Regions from separate parts of the Homo sapiens genome. Here region 2 is linked to region 1. Evidence: read pairs that join two places in POLR2A ChIA-PET (ENCODE). Cell type or tissue: GM12878. All regions are shown on one strand. Each heading gives the region's core, and the rest is flanking DNA. Links, peaks and the distances in the headings are about the cores only.

Region 1 (2,922 bases), core at 93-2,592:
TTTCTCCCTCCTTTAAAAAAATTGTTTCTGCTAGAATTGGGAGGAGTTCCAGTAGTCCAGTGATTCATGGTTTCAGGTGTTAAACTACCTTACTGCTGAAGCTATGGGTTAGTTTTTTTAGAGGCTGAAGACGTTGGGTTCTATCAGCTATACTCTTGCAGGCATGTTGATGATTCTGAGTAGGAGCCAGGACACACTATGGCTCCAAACAGCCCAAGTAGGACGGAAGTCAGATTAAAGACAGCCTAGTTTATTTCTTCAGTTACTACATAAGGAAATAAAATCACATCTAAAATGTGATCACTTGTAAATATGGGGATACATTCTGAGGAATGCATTTAGGGAGTTTTGTCAAAGTGCAAACATCGCTGAGTGTGCTTACACAAACCTAGATGGTATAACGCCTGGGCTATGTGGTATAGCCTATTGTTTCTAGGCTACAAACCTGTACAGCAGGTTACTGTACTGAATACTGTAGGCAGTGTACCACAGTAGTGTTTGCATATCTAAACATAGCTAAACAGAAAAGGTACAGTAAAAATCTGGTATTATAGTCTTATGGAACCACTGTTGTATATGCAGTCCATCATTGACCGAAATGTCATTATGCAGCATATGACTGTATGTTGAAAGTTTAGTGTAGAGATTTTTTTTTTTTTTCATTTTAGAGATATAATCAAATACAATCATGGCTCACTGCAACCTCTGCTTCCCAGGTTCAAGCTATCCTCCCACCTCAGCCTCCTGAGCAGCTGGGACTCCAGGCATGTGCCACCATGCCCAGCTAATTTTTAATTTTTCTGTAGAGATGGGGTTTCCCCATGTTGCCCAGGCTGTTCCCAAACTCCTGGGCTCAAGCGATCCTCCCGCCTTGGCCTCCCAAAGTGCTGAGATTACAGGTGTGAGCCACTGTGCCTGGCCATAGCTACACTTCTTTAGTCTACAGATTGCATGTAAATATTCATATTAATATCAGAGAACCTAAGAGAGAGATAACTAGAGCATGCAGAAGCTTAGAGTCTTGGATCTAGTGACATTCTTATATTTGCTTTCCTTTATATTGTGGTATATTTTGAGCTTAATTATTAAACATAAATACTCATCAAGGTCAAGGATCTGAAATCTCATTCAGAAAGAAAATGCAACAATTGGAACCCTGTGCAACCTAGAAGACATTGGGCACTGAATAAAGTGGATTTCCAGGAGCTCTTGTTGCAACTCTTGGCACCTTGCTTATCTGGAACTCTGGCTGCTCCTCCCTTGTGCTGCGTCTGTCCATTCCACTGCTTGTTAGCATGCACCAAAAGATGAATTGGGCAGAAGGAGGAAGTGACACAAAACAGTTATTGTGCTAGTAACTATTCCAGATATTCTCTTTTATTCACTAGTGGTGCATAACGTTATTTTGTCATTAATTTCAGTATTAAATTCTCTTTTGATTTTATTTAAATGCACAGTATTTCTCATTTGTTCATCTAGAAAGAAGGTAGTGTTTTTATTCACATCAATGGTAATATATTGAATTCAATAATGAACTAAATGTGTTTTATGGCTCAGAGATCAGCATAGCTCCTGCTCAGATGGCAAACTGAGGTAATACATCCCAGATGAAAAAAAGAAGATGTTATCCCTAGGTTAATTATTGGCGTTTCATAAATATTTCAAACTTGGTGCATTATTGTCATGAAAATATGAGGAAGAAGGTGATCTTGTATATAGTTCTTTCTAGCAAATTGTTACCTGGTACAGATTAAGATGGGAACCAAGAAAAGGATTGTAATTTGGCACTTATACTGGGGATTTTTATTACCCTAAGAAGGTTATTTTATTACTCATTACTCATTACTCTGTTACTGCTTAACAGAGAGCAGGTTTGTTTTTTTATTTTTAGAGACAGGGTCTCGCTCTGTCACTCAGACTGGAGTGCAGTGGTGCAGTCATAGCTCACTGCAGCCTGGAACTACTGGGCTCAAGTGATCCTCCCACCTCAGCTTCCCTACTAGCTGGAACTATGGGTGTGTGCCACCATAACTGTGTAATTTAAAAAAAAAATGTGTAGAGAGGGGGTCTCACTATGTTGCCCAGGGTGGTCTTAAACTCTTGGCCTCAAGTGATCCTTCTCCTTTGACCTCCCAAAGCACTGGGAATATAGACGTGAGCCACTGTGCCTGGCCAAGAACAGTTTCTAGAGCCTTCTTCTTTGGGACCTATTCAAATTCACCACCACAAGCCACACCCAGGGATGACCTACTGAAGGATTTTTTTGTCCTGAATTTGGGAAACTTGACCTCCCCAAATTTAGCTAACTATGTTGAAGAGTGAACATTTATGCTTTTAAATCTGAGTATCTTGTCTTTTTCTTCAACTCCTTTGAATGGTTCTCACCCACATGAAAGGATTAAGTATACGTGCTTTGGAGTCCCTTGCCTAACAAAAACCTTTTACTGGATAAAGGTCACAAAATATGGGCTCCGAAAGACCTGATCCTTGTCCCTGACTTGTTAACTTAGCTCTTACTGTTCCTGTCCCTGAGTTTTCAAGTTTTCTTGCTCAAGGTTATCACCTTTGATTTGGTAACATTCATCTTTGCCACTTTCAGCAGTTACTTTCCCATCTTGCCTCCAACCATCTCCAGCTGCCACTTAAATATCCTTAGAATATATAGAATGATCCATCACCCTTGACATGATTTGGATAAAAATCATTATGATAAAAATTGCATTTTTATATCTAGCCAGTAACATACCTATTCTTGCCGACACATTTAGGTGACCATAATCTATAAGTGTGGATCAGAATTACAGTGATGTCTGAACACCAAAAGGGTTTTCATATAATTATATTGAAATGCAGATGCAACTTGTTTTACATAGATGTTCTTCTGAATAAAAATTATGTGTAAAGAAAGTGAATTAATTCATA
Region 2 (2,922 bases), core at 323-2,822, 120 kb before region 1:
AGTGATCCTCCTGTCTTAGCCTCCCAAAGCATTGGGATTACAGGTATGAGCCACTGAACCTGGCCATATTGAGGTTTTAGAGCGAGAAATTACTACTTATTTGAAGAGTTGGGATACTACAGTAGTCTTCCCTTATCCACAGGAGATATGTTCCATGACCCCCAGTGGATGCCTGAAACTGAAGATAGTACTGAACCCTATATATACAGTCACGTGTCATTTAACACTGGGATAACTTCTGAGAAATGCATTGTTAGGTGATTTCATCATTGTGAGAACATCGTAGAGTGTCCTTACATAAACCTAGATAGCATAACCTACTACACACCTCGGCTATATGGTATAGCCTGTTGCTCCTAGGCTACAAACCTATATAGCATGTTACTGTACTAAATACTGTAGGCAGTTTTAATACAGTGGTATGTATTAGTGTATCTAAACATAGCTAAACATAGAAAAGGTACAATAAAAATACAGTATTATAATCTTATGGGACCACTGTCATATATGTGGCTAGTTGTTAACTGAAATGTCATGTGGGTTACGACTGTACTGTGTTTTTTCCTATACACATATCTGTGATAAAGTTTAATTCAGAAATTAGGCATAGTAAGATGTTAACAGTAACAATAAAATAGAACAATTATAACAGTAGGCCAGCACCACTCCTCTTGTGCTTTGTGACCATTATTAAGTAAAATAAGGGTTATTTGAATACAACATTACCATACTGCAACAGTCGATCTGATGACCAAATCGCTTACTCAGTGACTAGCGGGTGGGAGCCAGGGCTGGATAGGCTGGACAAAGGGATGATTCACATCCCAGGTAGGATGGCATGAGGTTTTATCATGCTACTCAGAACGGCATGCAGTTTACAACTTCTGAATGGTTTGTTTCTGGAATTTTCCATTTAAATATTTTTGGATTGCAGTTGACTGTGGGAACAAACTGTAGGTAAGGGAGGACTATTGTAATACAAATTTTATAAGGTTGTTTTGATAAATCAATAGGATAATAAATGTGAACTGCCTAACATAGTGACTGCACATAGTAGGTTCATTCCAACAAAGGCTTTAAATGTAGCATATGACATAACTTTGCTCACAGGAAATTGAGAGACACTGGAACAGGGAAAAAAAATATACGAATGAGTTCTGCCCTAAACAGTACTAAATTCATTCAGAAGTAATGAACAATTCCAAGAGGAGCACATAGACTGGAAAGTTTCATTAAATGAAACGTTATCCTCACAGTGGTTGTCTGGAAGCAGACCCAAACAGAGGAAGAGTGGCAAAGATAGGAATATTTTTATCTTTGGAACTGCTCTTACAGTTATTTTTCATACCTCTTTACCTGCATTGATTCACTCTGAGCTGTTCCTTTTGTTTTGTGTGTAGATTTTAAAAAATTACTTCATTCCAACAAGAGAGGGCAATTACCTCAGGAGGCCACTTTAATGTGTTTAACTTTGGCACAAGTTGAAGTCACCGTCGGAGTATGCCTCTCTGCACCTGACATTCCTTCCTGAGGCAGGACCCCTCCCTGTGAATAAGAGGAAAGGCTTGGCCAATTATGCTAGACAAAGCCGCACAGCTGCCGAGCCCAGCTGGGAGGAGTTTCCTTCTTGAGCAGGGAGCTGGTACAGCCAGGGGCTTGCTTTTCACCACCTCCTTTTTTTTCACACTGCCTCACCTTAAAGGATTACCTAAGGTGGAGGTAGAGAAGGGTGCGTTGCTGTCTGCAGTGGACACTCTCTGCTGCTGGGACGGCTGAAGAGGGGAGGAATTGGTGCAGTTGCCTGTCTCCTACTTGGAGCAGATGCTGTCTGACCCCAGCACACCACTCCTCCTCCCACAGAGACCGGAACATCAGGTCTGTCCTCTGGAGTTTCAGGTAGCACCACAGCGGCATCCTCGCCTACTGGTCTGGTGGAAAGGGAAGGGGTGGTCCTTGTGTTTGGACCCCTCACAGCTGACTCACAGGAAGTGCTAGAAGAGCTTGGCACTGGGCACAGCGGCTTCAGGATTACTGCCCCACCCACCCTGCCCTCTCCCACGTAGGTTTTCCAGTATCTCTTGATAGAACAATGAAGGCTTTCCAAGTTTGCTAAGACTCCCAGGGAAATTCTTTGCACTTCTCTGGCAGTCTTCAAAATGTTCTGCCACCGACTTTCCCAAGAAGCTGTTATTTAAAAAACCCTTCGTGGATTGCTTTGTCTGAAGATCCTCTGGGTGATCATGGTTCAGCGCTTTAGCCTCAGGAGGCAGCTATCCAAGGTGGGTTGGTAGTTTTCTATGTTTGTGGAGGGGAAACTCTCACTTGCTTCAGCATGGTTCCTTTTTCTCTGGAACTGTTCTGTCAAGCCTGCCGTCCTCCAGCGCTAAGGAGGGGCTGAGGGAGGAAGCACTGCCTTTTGTTCTTTTATCTGACAGGCACAAAGCTTGAAGGCTGACTGCACTGGCAGCCCCAGATTGTGTTCCCCTAAAACTGCAGCTGTCATCTGAATTTGGGCAAAGTTGTAGTTTGCTCCTGAGATAGAATTTCCAGAAGGGTGTGTGTGAAAGAGATAATTGTGGGTTGAAAGTGTATATTTAATAAGCAATTAATCTGTCAGCTTGTGGACCAAGAGGAGAAAGCCTTCTTCTCTGTGGAATCAGTGCTTTCATACATTTCACTATTAAACTGAGAAAAACTACCACAAAATAGTTTAATGAGCAAGACTGGCATTAAAATGTTAAAATGAGTGGTTGTGTTGAGAAACTTGAATACTTAATGAAGTATATGAAAAGCAGTTACAGAGAGGCTCACAAAGCAGTTTTTACAGAGTTCTGATGAAAAGCAGGTTCCATGTGTGCAGCTTTTGGGGAAAAGTTTTTTTAACCTGAGAAAATCATACTTAAAATAGTAAAAAGGTGAAGC

Evidence for each region. Peaks named below come from ENCODE experiments on the same cell type or tissue, not always from the same donor. Only the 100,000 strongest peaks of a DNase experiment are listed, where the experiment ranks them.
Region 2: POLR2A ChIA-PET joins it to region 1 with 5 read pairs; 10 of 35 experiments call an interaction of 5 or more read pairs at or near these places.

What each region holds. Positions count from the first base shown.
Region 1 is chr3:129,671,568-129,674,489 of GRCh38, reverse strand. All of the region lies in intron 4 of TMCC1 (transmembrane and coiled-coil domain family 1), which reads left to right. Among named protein-coding and RNA genes, the nearest start is that of PLXND1, 66 kb to the right of the region's middle. In GM12878, for the core only: no CTCF peak of the experiment used is centred there; no DNase peak of the experiment used is centred there.
Region 2 is chr3:129,793,681-129,796,602 of GRCh38, reverse strand. The region is part of intron 4 of TMCC1 (transmembrane and coiled-coil domain family 1); the gene reads left to right. Among named protein-coding and RNA genes, the nearest start is that of TMCC1, 99 kb to the left of the region's middle. RefSeq lists an enhancer at 1,101-2,300. In GM12878, for the core only: no CTCF peak of the experiment used is centred there; a DNase peak (open chromatin) is centred at 1,822.